2 separate regions of the Mus musculus genome follow, and region 2 is linked to region 1. Evidence: chromatin loops called from intact Hi-C (ENCODE). Cell type or tissue: left cerebral cortex. All regions are shown on one strand.

Region 1 (8,000 bases):
CTAAAACCATTTCTATCTCAAGCAGCCACTTACCTGGTATATCTGAATCATGGCAGAATTATAAACCCCCTGCCAAAACAAACAAACAAACAAAGACATGTGGCACTAAGGGTATAGCTCTATGACAGAACACCTGCCTAAAATATACTTGATGAGTGGCATGAAAATAGATGGACAGATAGACATGATAGGCAGATAGATATGATATGATATGATATGATATGATATGATATGATATGATATGATATATGGATGGATGGATGGATGGATGGATGGGTGGGTGGGTGGGTGGGTGGGTGGATGGGTGGGTGGGTGGGTGGGTGGATGGATGGATCGATGGATGGATCGATGGATGGGTGGGTGGGTGCATGGATGGATAGATTACTGTAACTGTGAGCCAGGGAGGCAGGAAGGCCAAGCTGCGGAACAACATGGACTGGATGTCGGCTCAGCTCCATGTGCCCATGAGTCTGGCCCTGTCCTACACTGCCAACTTGAATACTGTGTTCGGTGGCCCTGTGGACACAACCAGAGAAGGTGGAAAGAATTCCAAAGCCTCGAGTCAAGAAAGCGTTGACTGTGTAGATGGAAAACAGGACTCAGAAAGAGAAACCTCTTTCATGCCTATTATCTGTAACCAATCAAAACAAATATGCAAGCTTCTCCTGGAAGCTCCCGGGAGGAAAGGGAACACTTCTCTGTCTCAGCTGGGCATGCTAAGTGGAAACTATCTTACCCATTACCATCACTTCAAAAGGTGCCAGTGTATAATGCTTTGACTTTATTTAGATATTAGCCATTATGAATAATATACCAATTAAAAGGCTTTTCCTACATTTGCTCCACTCAGAACTTTATTTTACCATGAGACCTGAAAAAACAAATTTTTCTTTTCTCTTTATAAAATTCAAAGCAAAAGTTCTACCCTGGGGGGAAAGCTTCAGACCCATACGCAGGATCAGACTGGCTAAAAACACATCTATGAAACAGTGCTCACACAGGACACACCCTGTATACCACACTCTCATCTTAACCTCCTCATCCTCTTGGTCAACAGAAACCAGTGTGAACTGAGCTGGTCTGAATGGAAAGCTTGGTTGAAAGAATGGCTTTGAGGGAAACCACCGGAGGGAAGAGCTAGGAAACGAAAGGCCCAGTGTGTTCGGAGGCATTTGGGAAAGTGATAGGAAGGTGGAGTTCTACTGTGGTCATGGATATTACACTGGGGCTTTGGATTTTATTTTGAGCAGCTACCTCCCCAAAACAAGCAGTGTTGTGACAGTACTGTCTCTGACAATAGAAGAAGGTAGGGGCTAATATTGGAGAAATAATGGGTCAACTAAAAATGGGAGAAAGGTCTGTATGGTGTCACACATCTGTAATGTCAGTACTCAGGGGACAGGAGGAGGAAGTTCACCACACGATTGATGTCCGTCTGGTCTACAAGGAGAGTTTGAGGCCAGTCAGGAGTACAAAGATCCTGTCTCAAAAATGAAAACAAAACCATAGAGAAGTACAAAGGCAAGGCTAAAAGAGAAGTTTCAAATCTAGTTAACTGTAGCACAGAGGAGAGGTGAAGTCTTTCTGAACTCAGGACCAAGAATAGGAACAAAAGATATGAAAGAGTCGCAGCACAATCAATGGGATGAGGGCCATCGTTTGGATGGGATATTCTAAATTCTCACCTACGTTTCCCTCTCCACTCCCCAAAGTGGGATCCAAAATAAAAGTTTGTTTGCAAGTAATTTGTGAAGAACAAAATAAGCGATGAGGACAGTGGGGGGCGGGGCGGGGGAGGGGAGAAAGAATGGAGAACCCATACCAAGATGACATTAGTATCAAGTTAGCCACTTCAGGTCACCATTGCTCAGCACCTATTTGAGGCCTTCCCAGGCGCCCCATACCCCATTTTATGGTATTTCCCCGGTGTCAGTTCACCAGACATGGGAAGCTGTGCATGACAAACAGGCTTCTGGCTCACAGGATATCCAAGCCAGCATCAGAGAAATCCACGGACAAGAATTGAGAGGTACCTGATGTAAAATATATGGTGCCTTTTAATACAAGTGAACTAAACTAGAAATTGCCTGCTTAGGTCTTGTCAGCCCAACAGCAGCTAGAGTAGGAGGTGAGACCGGAGAATTCACAGTGGTGGCTAGTACTGTAGGAAAGAAAAGAAGACAGCTATTGCTGTTCCTGGTGAGGCCATTTATCAATTCATAAGCAATTTGGAAGTGTTGAACTCTACTGCAGTTCATGTTGGGAATTCGAAGCCCTTTGTGGGATGCTAGGAGCCCCGCTGTTCTGACCTCTCCTGCTTTCTCTACCTTATTTAACTTTGTTAAAGCATCTCCCACTGCACACCCTTTACATGTTTATATCTGTTATTCTTTCTGAAGCCTGGAATGTTTTCCCTTAGAAACCTCTGGGCCTGATCCCTCATGTCCTCCAGATCTCCATTTAAATGTCAATGAAAGTCCTTCTCTTATTACATGATCTCACAGAGATTCCCACCACAATTCTCTTTCTTTCCTGCTTCATTCTCCAGAACACATCTCCACTTGACATGGATTTATTTGCGACTTGACTCCTCCCTAACCTCCCATTGAGTACAAGCATGAGCACACGCCTATCAAGAAAAGAAATTAAAGCCGCTGAGTTAGTTTTATGCACTATTCACACTGTTCTGGTAAGAACGAGATGCATAGGCAGTCACACATTATTAAATATGAATTGTATAATCTCAGTGATTCTGCATGCAATTAAAATGTTCATACTTTGCATTGTGAACTAGCATTGCATAATCTAGAAATGAGTGGTTCAATTCCTGCTAATGGCTTAAAATTGAATTTAATGATTTCATTTTTCTTTATTAAATAGCAAATAAAAATCTGTGACAAGTTGAGAGTCTGGGAAAGAAAGGAAAATGCTTCATGTTAACTTCCTCTGACAGTGCTTCCCTTGCAGTTTTTATTGAGCACAGGCCCCTACACAATATGTGGCCTCTTTTGCTGGTAAAGGCAGCAAATTAATCCCAGACATGAATCCTATCTAATGATAGACACGGTGTTATCATTTTATTTGGAATGCAGCTGGGGGGTGGGAGCGGGGACACAAACACAGGAGAGACCTAGAATCTGCCTAGAGATCCTGGCTGTTAGAGTTCTGATGTGGTCGTACTGCCATCCTGTGTCCAAAATGGCTCACAGCACTAAACTCCTGAAGGAGTCTCACAGGCATGTAAGCAAGAGGCAGCCTCCGGGATCACTGCCGCCATGCTAGTTAACCAATAGAATTATTATTTGGTGGGGTTTAAACAAAGGCAGATACATAACAAGAACAGTAGTTTCATCTATATACACCATTTTCAAGCTGAGAGCAGAAAAGAAGGGGAGAAGGAAAGAGGGGAGAGGGAGAGAGGGGGAGAGAGAGAGAGGGGGAGAGAGGGAGAGAGGGAGGGGGGAAAACTGTTGCATGCACCTTTCTGTTATCCTCTACGTGTTCTCCAATCCCACTTTCTTCCTGTTTGGAGTTTGTTCCTCTGTCCAAGAACTCTAGTTCTTATGAATGCAGACACACCCAGCTCTAGTGTGAAAGGCCATAGAAAAAGTCAGCCCTGCGAAGCTCTACAAGGGCAGATGGGGAACAGGAGAGCCAAGGATGCTGGTGACTTATCATGGTCACAGACATGGATTAAGAACAAACCACATAGACACTCTTAATTGGGACTAAGAGGCTGGTGCCAAGTTAGTTCCATTACTTCCTCGTTACAAAATTTAAAAAGGAAACAGTTCTTTAGTCCTCCCTAATCAGAGATAGTAAGGAAACCATCCATCCTGTACTGGAGTAAGTTATAAACCATAGAGACAGCAGAATGGACACAGCAGAGGAGCCAGAGAATGAAGACAAAAGAGAGGGTGGATAACTCTGCACTATAATAAATGTGAAGGAAGCAAACATTTGTTAAATTTAATCTCTTGATGCTTTGGGCATGGCACTGAAAGCCTTGTCCCTGGGGATAAACAAAGGATACTGATTGGTACCAGGAATGACCGTTTCCTTCACCACTGAAAAACACACTTTAAAAACATGGCGATGGGTGTGTGCTGGAGAGATGGCTCCAGAGGCCCAGGTTCGATTCCCAGCACTTACTATCCGTAATTCCAGTCCCTGGGTACCTGATTTGCTCTTCTGGCCTCCATGGGCACCAGGCACACAAGGTAGTGTGCACATAGACATAAATACAGGCAAAACACTCACACACAGAAAATACAAAATCAAATAATTAAAATATGTTATGTGGAAATGATAGTCATTAGATGATGAAAACCAGTTGTTTATAAATTAACCTCTGTATACACGTAAGTATTAAAGTAATATATGTAAATTATAGGGGATGTGGAAATTTTTAAATCATAAGATTGCCAGAAATATGCATGTGTGTGTGTGTGTGTGTGTGTGTGTGTGTGTGTGTGTGTGTGTGTGTGTATTTGAAGCCCATTAGACTTTTTAGGGGGAAGAGACTTTTGAGACAAGCTTTCTCTAAGCCTTGGCGGTCCTGGACTTGCTTTGTAAACCAGGTTGGCCATGAACTCAGAGTCTCAGCCTTTGCCTCCCCAGTACTGGGATTAAAGGCTTGCACCCCACACCCAGCCCTAGACTTTTTTTTAACAGATTTTTTTTCATTTTTTTCTTAGTTATTCACTTTATATCCATCTCACTTCCCCCCTCCCAGTGAGCCCCTCCCACAATACTTCCCCACTCCATCTCCTGTGAATGGGAGGTATCTCCTTGGGTACCTCCCCACCCTGGCACTTCAAGTCTCTTCGAGGCTAGGCCCTTCCTCTCCCACTGAGACCAGACAAGACAGCCCAGCTAGAAGAACATGTCCCACAAACAGGCAACAGTTTTTAAGATAGCCTCCCTCCAGATGTTCGGGACCCATATGAAGACCAAACTGTATATCTGCTACATATGTGTGGGAAAGCCTAGGTCCAGCCCTTGTATGCTCTTTGGTTGGTGGTTCAGTCTTTGAGAGCCCCAAGGGTCCAGGTGAGTTGACTCTGTTAGTCTTCCTGTGGAGCTCCTATTCCCCTAGGGGCTGCAACCCTTCCTCCCATTCTATAAGAGTTCCCTAGCTCCATCCACTGTTTGGCTGTGGGTGTCTGTATCTATCTGTCTGAGGTGGCTGCTGGGTGGAGCCTCTCAGAGTGCAGTCATGCTAGACTTCTCTCTACAAGGATAGCAGAGTATCATTAGTAGTGTCAGGGACTGATGTTTGTCTATTTGATTCCCAGAGTGGCTGTATAACTTTGCACTCCCACCAGCAACCCTTGCTCCACCTCCTCCCAGCACACACATTCACCTGAGGTTTTGATCTTAGTCATCCTAGACTTTTTTTTTTAAGAGTGTGTCTTTCTATGTAGCCAAGACTGACCTCACACTCATGATGATCCTCCTGCCTCAGCTTCTTAAGTGCTAGGAAGCAAGTATGAACTATTACACTCAACAAGCAACAGATTTTAAAACATTTTTATTATACTTATTCATTCTGTGGGGTGGGGTTGGAGTTCATGCATTCCACAGCGTACCTCTGTCAGGGGACACGTTGAAGAACCAGGTCCTCTCCTTCCACCGAGTGGGTCCTGAGGATCAAACTCAGGTCAGCGGACTTGGTGGGAAGTGCTTTTACCTGCTGAACAGTCCAGCCAGCCCCCACTGTCCTGTTTTTATTTTACTTTATTTCATTTTATTGTGCAGGTATTTTGCCTTCATACATGTCTGTACATCACATGCCTGTCCAGTGCCCATGGCAGCCAGAAGAGAGCTATCATGTAGGTTCTGGAATCCAACCTGGTTCCCTGGCAGCAAAGAGGATTAAACATTGAGCTGTCTTCCTCTAGCTCCTTCCCATTGGTTTTTTGTTTTGTCTTGTTTTGCAGTTAGAATTATGATATGTTATGTTTTAATCCATTTAACTCGTTTCCCCACTGTGGACTTATTAATTTTCTCTGATGATAAATAATTTCATGGTAAGTATAATTATGTATAACTTTCCCCAGTTTCAGGTTTTCCTCAGAATCCATTCCTCAAAGTAGCACAACTGGGCCAACAGGTATAAATTTTAGGAAAGCTAACTGCTCAGCAGAAGTTAGGGAATTTGAAGTCCCACAACAGAGTATAAAGCTACTCATTTCCCCACACTCATCACAACATTGAATTAAAAGGTAAAAACTGATTTGCTAGCTTGTCTCGGTATCATTAGTTTAACTTGCATCCCCTTGGCGAGGCTGAATACTTCCAGTGTTATTGGGCATCCTGAGATCTGTCGATTGGAATTTAACTGTTTAAAAACTGTATCCCTCTGTATTTTCTTTAAAAAAGAAAAGAGTTATTTTTACTGTCAGTTTCAAATTATGTATATGCATTTCTGTCTGATGGGAGGTATGTGCATATGAGGGAAGTGCTGAGGAGGCCAGATCCCCCTGCAGCTGCAGTTATAAGGGATTGAGTCATGTGACACAGGTGCTGGGGACCAAGTTAGATCCTCTGTAAGGCAGTGCAATGCTCTTAAGCACTGAACCCACGGTTTCAGCCACACCTGCCCCACTTTTAACCACTTTACCTGAAGTGTACTTTGATATCTGGTAAGAAATGAAGACAATATTTCAAGTTTCTCAAGTTTTTCCAAGTACTGTTTGTTTATTGATCTTATACTTTTGTTAATACATGATCAAAGCTTCTTGCACAGATATTCTAGCTCACTTGCCATCTATTGATTTTACTATGAGCACCACAGGTGCTCCATTTTATGGCTGTATAATATATATGATGTCAATGCCTGCTGAGGAAAGATTAGTCATTATTTCTCTTCTTCAAAGACAATATTGCTACCCATTTCTTTTGCATCCTTCACATGTGCTCTCTCTCTCTCTCTCTCTCTCTCTCTGTGTGTGTGTGTGTGTGTGTGTGTGTGTGTGTGTGTGTGTGTGTGTGAATTAGAATTATTTTGTGGAGAAAATCTCTGTAGAGGGAATTTTAATCCAGCAACATGGTTGCTTTGGCAAGGGATCACATCCAGTGATCTTCTAGGTCTATATGGTCTGGCTAAAATGAATGCCCTGGATTACTGTATGATCTGGATGCAGTTTGTTAGTACACACCTTTCATTCCTAAGAGTCGAGGGAAGTTCAGTGAGTGCAGCTCAGTTGAGTGAGTTTAGTTCAGTTCAGTGGAGTTCAGTGGAACTCAGTAAGTGCAGTGAAGCTGAGTTCATTCGTGAGTTCATGCAGAGGCAGTTGAAGCCAGAGAACAAGGACTCAGAAGATTAGAGCAACTTGTCAGAATTAGTTTGAAGCCATGTAGAGGAATTCAGTGACAAGCTGAGAGAACCCAATCTGAGTCAGTTACCTCGGAGAGGAGTTTGAGCCCAAACAGTTGAATTGAACCAGCCAGCCAGAGTTCAGAAAGAACTAGAAGGGTGAGTTTATTCAGCAGTGAGCCTCAGAGACAACAATTATATCTGGTGAATAAAAGTTACATTTACTAATGTCACTTGTTTGTTGATTGACTAAAATGGTAGAAGTTACATATACAAGCCAATTAATTAATACATTGTATAGGAAATGTGTTCCATTACAACAGCCAGGTCTTTATCAGTGAACCATCACATCTCCAGAGGACAACATAAAGACAAGAACATACACTGCAGTCCAAAATGAGCTCTGTGGGCTTAGTCAGTGACCTGACCTTTCAGCACCTCAGTTTCATCCTCTAACACAGTGGTTCCCAGCCTCCCTAATGCTGCAACCCTCATGTTGTGCTGATCCCCAACCATAACATTTTTGTTGCTACTTCATGACCGTAATGGTACTACTACTGAGCGGCGTCTGGGTGCCCAAGACCATTGGAAATATGTGCTTTCTGATGGTCGCAGCCCACAGGCTGAAAACCACTGCTCAACACTGTCGCCCTTACCATTTTTTTCAACCTAGAGCCAA
Region 2 (8,000 bases), 660 kb before region 1:
CGATACTGAGTACCCATGAACTCATAGTCATTACAGTGAAAGAACTTATCCATGTATGCCCACGGCCAGGGTCTACGACATGGAACTATACCGAAGGATTCAGAGACTGTAGACATTGCACACTCTTGTCTCTCATGCCCCAAGATAGGACCGGGCTATTTCATTGCCTTAGAGCAACTGCTTATTTCCTAAACATTGAGCTCCCTACCTATATAATGTCATCCTGGGCCTTCTACCTACAGAATATGGGAGCTGGTGGTATGCTGTAGTCAGGGAAGAAGGTGCAGGTATAACCAGGATTTTCTTCCCAGTGATGGGTAGAGCCATCTTAAAGTGGCAAGGGATATACAGGGTCCCTCACCTCTCCTGTGAGGAAAAAGTTGTGGAGCAACAAACACAAAAGAGAAAATTCCCACTTCTTGTCCCCCTCTATTTCTGTGCTCATTTGCTCTTTCCCTCTTCTGAAACATTCTCTTTATCCTGGACCCACAGAACTCCACAGTTCTTCAAATACTCCCTGAAGTCAAACATTTTCTTGGCCATCATGGAATTTATGTCCTCATAGGATAGAAGGACAAGTATTTATAACCCTATAACACTGTAGCCATGTAAGCACAAGATTCTGGAGAAGATATTACATAGAAAAGAGGAAGAGTTGCTCTTGACAACTTCTCCCATAAGATACCCTTGGGTAGTAATCACATAAACTGTCCAAGAGCCAAGTTTCTTGTCCCCTTTGTCTCATGTTTACAACAAGGTGTTTTCTTCTAGCTCACAACACTGCGGGGACAGTGGTTGGCCTTGGTTACCCTTGAATCCTAGAGCTTTCATTGCCTACTCTATATTTACCATGCTCCAAAGTGGAACCCTCATCCTTCCCCATTCTTATAACAAAGTCATAGCTATATCTTCTGAGTTCTGTGTCTACCCTTAAGTTCAAAAAACGTGGACCCTAGAACCTTCTGGAATGTTGGGTGGGGCATAGCTTTTCTTTAGGAAGGCAAATCATTATGATGAACTATCCTATGGCTCCAGAGACTAGAGGGACTAGAGGTAGCTGGGTACCAAGGGTGAAACTCTATTTGTTCTGGATGCATAGGTGGAAAATGACAATATAGAGGAGGGTTTGGCAGCTGGAATACTGGCCATTGAGTCCCAGCTTCCAGAGGGGACAGTGTACCAGAGGAGCCTCATCTTTAAGGAGGATTAGACAATAAGGAACTAGTGATTGAGCTCAGCCCAATATTAAGTTTAATTTACTTAGGCTACACTTATGAGACAGCAATGTTCACTTCCATAGCTATTTCCTGAGTATCCACCACTTTAGCTGCAAGGGTGAAAGAAACATAAAAGTTGACCCAGATTAAGAGTTGAGATCCTGTCTTCAGTCTTCTTAGCTCTCTTTCCTGTTGAGGTCTCCACTCAGTAGCCATTATGAATAAGCAAATGGGTTTGAACCTATATACTCGACACCAGAGCACAATATGAGCTCTAGACATACTCTAGCCAGCATCTAGACATCTCAAAGTTAGGGCTTTCTTCAAACTTGACATATCCCAGACTAGCTCATCAGTCTCATTTCATTCACATTCTTCCCAAACCTGTCCACCTTCCAAACTTTGGTATTTTTATATTACAGTGATCTACCCTCTCTTTCTTAAATGTTCCATTCTTCTTTCAGACAAATCTGATCTCATAGTTTGTAGACAGCAACAGAGGATAAGTTTCAGAACCCAAATTCATTAAGGTCCAGATTAATGACAACTTCCTGGTTGAAAACCTCATCAGCCTTCCCAGATAGAACTCCCTCCTCCAGCTCACAGAAGTTAACGTGAAATTCTCTTATCCTCTCTGTATCCTGCCCCACTCAAATCCAAGTTTCCAATATCTTAGCTGCTCCGAAGTAGTCCCACTTTTTAATGCATTTGACAATTCTACATGTAGTAAAAACAGTTATTTTACCTTTGATTGATCCTGTTCTGAACTGACTAGTGTTTCTTTGTGGCTTTCTCTCCTGATGTTCATTGATCACTGGTTCTGTGTTTTTGCAGGTGCCACATGCTTGTTAATGTGTGTGCTAGAATCCTTACAGAGCTGTATGTGCACTTCAGAAAAGAGAAAGTGCATCTTACATACAATGATTTTAGAGTCAAACACACATGCTTTTGATTTGAGCACAAGAGATCATTAGAAAGCTAGTTAATTTGTGTGACCCAGCCTCCTCATTTGTAAATAGTAGGTAATATTTACCCTGGAAGGTTCACAACCCTCTCTCTTCATCCCCTTGAGTTTGCCATGCCTTCAGCTTCAGTTTCTCATTGGCCCTTTGCTAAAATAACCCTCATGCTTCCAGTCTCATCCTAGATACTGTGCTCTGTGGAAGCCTGCAGCCCTCTGGTCAAGTTAGTTTTCTTGCCCGTGTTCTCATTTATTACATTGCCTCTGCCCGTGTCTTGGCATCAGCCTCTGAACTGTCTGGTCTCTGCCCTTTCTTTCCACTTTGAGAAACTGCAAATTCCATAAAAATGGGAACTGTGATTTGCAAAACATCAAATCCCATCTTTGCTCTTCCTCATTCCTTTTAATCCAAAGATTTCTTAAAGCAAGTTATATTAGGTAAGGAATTCATGACTGAAGTTCTGAAGAAAATGCCCACATCTTACTTGATTCTCATTAGCTGGCATTGCAGGAGTTCAGCTCACCAAATTGCTGGCTCCATCCTAGTACTGTATTAGGCTCCAGGCAGTGATCTGCTTTAGGTGTAGAAATTAAATAATGTGTCCTGTGAATTGTTACTAATACCCAGTACTTTCCAATTTCATGAGATTCACAACTGGTTTTTGTATCTGTGAAACTGCCCAAATCACTAAGAGAATGTATTTTCTTAGCAGATTTTCAAAAGTAATAGCAATCCCCACAGTTCATTTGGCACATATAGTTCTAAATATTTTATTAAAAACTCAGCCACATGCAAATTCATTGGAACAACCTAGGCACTTTATTTAGAATACCAACAATGATCACTTGTAGGTATTATCTCATGTTTACTTTAAATGTTGTGACTTCTAAAGTGACATAGCACTAGCTTTGTTATCTTGGACAAGAAATTTTATCCCTTTCTGCCTCAGTCCTTCAGTCTAAAAGATGCAATTGGAGCATTTGCACTGTAGGATTAATGTATGCGTTAAATGAGATGTTACCTGTAAGGATTAGTAGCAATGCTTAGCACTTGGTACAAATGCTGTATAAAGTTAGCTATTATTATATGTCAAGGGTGAATCAGATGTAAGCAAAGCTTTTGGATGAGACTGGAGTTAAATTTCCTGTCAGCTGTATGTTACTCTGTTCCTTCAGCATTCCTATTCAGTAGGGAGGGGGCAGCACTATCCACATTTTACAAACAGTGGAATTGAGCCACAGAGAAGCAAAATGTATAGTGCACGAGTGGCAGCCGAAAACTAAGACTGACTTTGTAGACATAAGTTCCAAAGCACTTTCCAGGTGGCTGAGTTACTGGGCAGTTAATGAGTGTAAGCTTGCCTTTCCAAGTCTGAGCAGAGACCTCCTTTGCCCCTTTTCTGCCAAACATTTATCCTAAAGGCATACCCCTCCCCAATACCATATCAGGTTTTCCTACTGCAACTACAGGAAAAGGATCAGCAAAAGGCCCTTTGTCTTCCTACAGGCTCACCAGAGGGAAGTCTTTGACTCCATCAGGACTGGGACTGTTTGACTCTTTAGAAAAGCAGTCTCCAAGAGTTTGTGGGTGCAGGGAGCCTGAACTCAGACTGTTCAAGAGGACCAAAGACGCGTTGCTTTTCTGTCCACTAGGGGGCTACTTGTAGAAGGCTGGGAAAAAAACAGCTTAAAAATATGCTGCTGAAATTTCAGTAAGAGGGGAAAAGAGAGAGCTTGTGAGAGACAGCAGAGCGGTCCCAGGCTTCCTCATCTCGTTCACGTCAGAGGCAGGAACCGACTGTGCTAAGGCTGTTGGCTCAACACGCAGAGACAGAGCTGGGGCAGCCTCAGAGACAGGGAAAGAAGAGGTCCTCCCTGACCCAAGAAATTACCACGAGTGGAGTAAAGCCATCTGACTTTTTGGTCTTATTTTGGTTGCTTCTTCTCTCCTTCTACTGGTAGACCTACCAGCTGCTGTTTCGTTTCTTTCGTGAAGCCTTCTCTCTGCCTCTCAGAAAAAAAGAGGAAGGCAAGAGAGGGAGAGAGGTGGGCGCTCTAGGTGAGCGCATCAGCTGGCTCCAGCCCGAACGTACAAGAATTCTCTGCTTTGGAAGCTGCTCTAGCTCTCTGCTCTCCGGCTACCCACCCCCCAACCTGGGTAAGTCCGGAGTACTGCGCTCCTCTGTTTCCTTGCTAGCGAGATTTCAGCACCACGGAGAGCGATTAGATGCATGTTTGTTCTTCAAGCCATTTGGCTGTAAGGTTACATCTCTTTCGGCTGCCGATAAAGCGGGGTTCTGCGTAGGGAGAAAAGAAAGGAGAAAGGCGCAAAACTGTGTGTCTACCGAATTAGAGGGGGATATGGACCTTGGCCTTGGGAGTGAGCCTGAGCAAATGTATGTGTGTGCACTGTTGCATAAGACAGGTGAGGTCGGAGCTAGCAGGCTTGTAATTGTGCTAGTCTCCCGTGTGAGGCTGTCCTTTTTATATGTAGCTGGGAGGGAGGGTTTGGGGAAAAGAGTCCTGGGTTTTCCTAAATTAACTCTTTCATACCCAGCCATAGGTGGTGGGAAAGTGTTACAGGAAAAGCCTGGGGGACAGGAGTGGAGGTAGAGTTAAAAGTTGTGCTTCCAGGAGGGAGCTTGGAGAAGCAATATTTTAAAATGTCATTCCCCCCACCCCCACCCCCCAGGATTACCTGGATTCTTGATGTAGTGACAGCCTAACCTGACCTTTTGCTTCCTTTCCTGGTGTCAGTTCCTGGTGGGCAGATGCAACAGGTTAGCCCCAGGCTGGGGGTAAATTTGGGGCTGAGGTCTCTAATTTCACACTTCAAGGAAAATACTCAGCCTGGCAGGGGCTGACTGACTCGAATTATACTATATTTGTAAGCAGGCAGGGAAGACCATCCACTTCTCTCTTACCCTTGGTTGGAGAGAGGAAAAAAGTCCACTCTCCCCTGTTTCCTGGGGGCATTTGTCAGTGACAAGCAGCCCAGAGGAAAGGGTTTGTCTTCACTTGTCTATGGAGTCAGGGGAAAACCTAGACTGGCCCAAGCCTGAAAGTGTCTTCTCCAGCTCCCACCCAGGGCCTCCAGGGCCTCACAGATGGTAGACTGGCATTACTACATTCTACTGCTTTTTCATGGTCTCTCTCTCCCTTTCTCTGTGTCTCTCTCTGCCTCTCTGTCTTCCTGTCTATTCTCCTCCCTCTCCTCCCTCCCCCATCTTCCTCTCTCTCAATACTTTCAATAAGTTACTTCTACCTATCTTGCTTTTTTCCTTAGAGACTCTATCTGCCTGCCCTCATGTCCCTGAGTTCTATTCAATCCTACTACATGAAGCTCCTCAACAAGTGGCCTTGGGGGCTTCCTTCAGTTACCAAAGTTTCCTGGGAGCCAGTATCCCAAGAGGGATGTGCAGCTCCTTGCAAGATAAAGCCTAAACTTGGTTGGCCTCTAACCCTTTGAGGTTCTGCTCACTCTTTTCCTCATGGGGTGGGGGAGGGACAGGTAGGTGGAGTTAGACACAGACCTTCTTCCCAGTGATGTCTTGTGTTACGGTTTTTAATTCAAAATCCTGGGCTTTTCTCCAACATGAGTAAAGTGTTCCCTACTTTGGATTGTGGGAAACTTCTAGGTGGGAGATATAGTTATGAAAGAAACAGTACCACCTTCCTTAGCTCCATCTCCACCCTGAGATTATAAGCAGCAGAACTAGAAACTTCAGTGTGTCTCTAGAATGAATGGCAGAGAGTAGTTTTTAGAGATGGGAAGACAGAGATGTCAGAGGTTGTAATGGTAGAAAAAGATTGAAGCATGCAACTTTAGAGAATCAGAAGCCCACACAGACTCATTCATACTCCATCCTTTCCCTTCACATTCCCCCAGTGTGTACCAGTAAGTGGATGATTTCTCTACCAACTAACTGGTCCCTGAATGCTTAAAAAGCCGTGCCCTTGCAAAGGAGCCTCTCTTAAAGACATCATTTGTTATAGATGTCACAATTATCTTATTAATGCTCCTAGATTCTCTCTGAAAAAAAAAGTGGCCAGTAACATTATTGGGTCCATTTTTAAACAAGCATTGGGTCAGAGAGTGGCAAAAGCAGAAACAGAACTTCTGATATACTCATCTCCTCACCTGTAAGTGCAGAAGTGCTCATATGTGGGAGAGTGAGAACCTGCTGTTCACATATACCAGCAAAGCTTGTTAGTGAATTCACTGTGAAACAGTGGGCTCTCCCTGGGGAAGAATCAGAACCAACCAGACAACTTGCCATGTCGCTGATGCCCAGAAACCAAGTGAAGAGCTCTCTGTGCTGATGGTGACAAGAGTCCCTGGGATGCCAGCCTCCAGGATGAACTGAAGTCACATGCCCAGTGTTCACATTCCCTTTACCTCAGAATGCCAGGCAGAGGCCCTTTTCCTAGAGCACCTTGCCATAGGTGTACGAGTTTGGATGTTTGTTCACTTTGCTGACACAGGACCCTTCATGGGGCCACCTTCATTGAGTCCTCTGTGGTTTGGGATGTAGGAGGATTACCAAGGGTCAGGAAACAGTTGGACTTCTATCACCTAGAGGAGTGAGAAATGGTACAAACTAACTAGACACATAAAGGCTCCACTTTCCCAGAAGCCTCTTCTCTCACACCCGCCAGGGTTCTGGAGAGAAGGCTACTGCATACTCACGTCTGTCTTCCCCTCACTGAACAAAAGAAATTCTGCTAGGCTGCTTCTGAGACAGAGAAATGAGACATTCTAGGAAAAGATGGAGGGAAGGATGAAGCCAGCATCCTGCTTTATTCTCTGTAAATCACTCTAAGTGACCACCATTTACCTCACATGGGTAACCGTTCCCTTTTGTAATAGGGATATAATTCTCATTTAACAACATGGACAGAAGGTAACTACTTGGATTAGAGAGTTTTGACAACTGTGTCAAAATGAATATTTGACCTTTACCCCAAATAAAATATACAAAAGTTCCTGCATGCTTCTCTCCAATTGACCTTTTTTTCTTCCACAATCCCTTTGCTTGTTCAAAGCTACCATCATAGCTCAAACGGCTGCACTGTGCAATATAAATAATGCTGATTGCATTTCATGGTAGATGTGTTATGTGGACCTTGGACTTTCATGTGGACATCTCAGGTTCTATGTTTACTGATTCTAGATGGGTGGGAGGAAAGGTTAGGGAGGGCTATGTTCTGCATCTCAGCTTGTTGTCATGGTGGTAGTCCTTTCAATTGTGTGCATGAAGGCAGCAATTAAGTCCAAATAGTCTCCCCCAGAAGACCCTGCAAGTTCCCGCCTTTGAGATAATCTGAGTTCTTTTGATGGTATTACTCGGGATATGAGGTGGAAATCATTATTAAAAATATAAAGTTAAGTTTCAGGTGTATGGTCATGAGTCACTCTGACTGGTCTCCCAAGAGAGAGCTGAGGAAAGAGTACCCACATGAGCTTAGTAGAGAGAGAAAAACAAGAGCTCATTCCATGAAATCCAGTTTCACTCACAAAGACCTGAGTGGGCTATGTGCATTTATCCTTATTATTTAAGAGTGGCTTTAAAACCAGAAACTATATGTTGGCCCCATCTATATCTCTATCTGTATATCTGTATCTGCATCTGCATCTGCATCTGCATCTACATCTATCTATCCAGTTCTATCCAGTGATACTCCATTCAACGTGCTTCTATCTCTGGGCTTCTTGCTCCAGTAATAAGTGCAGTTTCCTATCCATCATTTAGAAATAATGGAGTTATCAGGTTTTTGGTAACTTTGTGAAGTATTTTTGTTTGTGCCGATATGTGTCTCTG

What was found. Peaks named below come from ENCODE experiments on the same cell type or tissue, not always from the same donor. Only the 100,000 strongest peaks of a DNase experiment are listed, where the experiment ranks them.
Region 2: it touches region 1 in a loop (4-fold over the local background); 6 of 42 quality-filtered maps call a loop at or near these places.

Annotation. Positions count from the first base shown.
Region 1 is chr1:160,181,528-160,189,527 of GRCm38, forward strand. No RefSeq gene overlaps it. Among named protein-coding and RNA genes, the nearest start is that of Mrps14, 9.7 kb to the right of the region's middle. In left cerebral cortex, a CTCF peak has its summit at 3,189 (motif pointing left); DNase peaks (open chromatin) are centred at 2,129 and 3,173.
Region 2 is chr1:159,519,880-159,527,879 of GRCm38, forward strand. It overlaps Tnr (tenascin R), which reads left to right and starts at 3,890. Exons shown (of 23, transcript NM_022312.3): 1 at 3,890-4,336. In left cerebral cortex, a CTCF peak has its summit at 3,830 (motif pointing right); DNase peaks (open chromatin) are centred at 3,402, 3,867, 4,317 and 6,463; H3K4me3 peaks cover 2,913 bases; H3K27ac peaks cover 1,464 bases.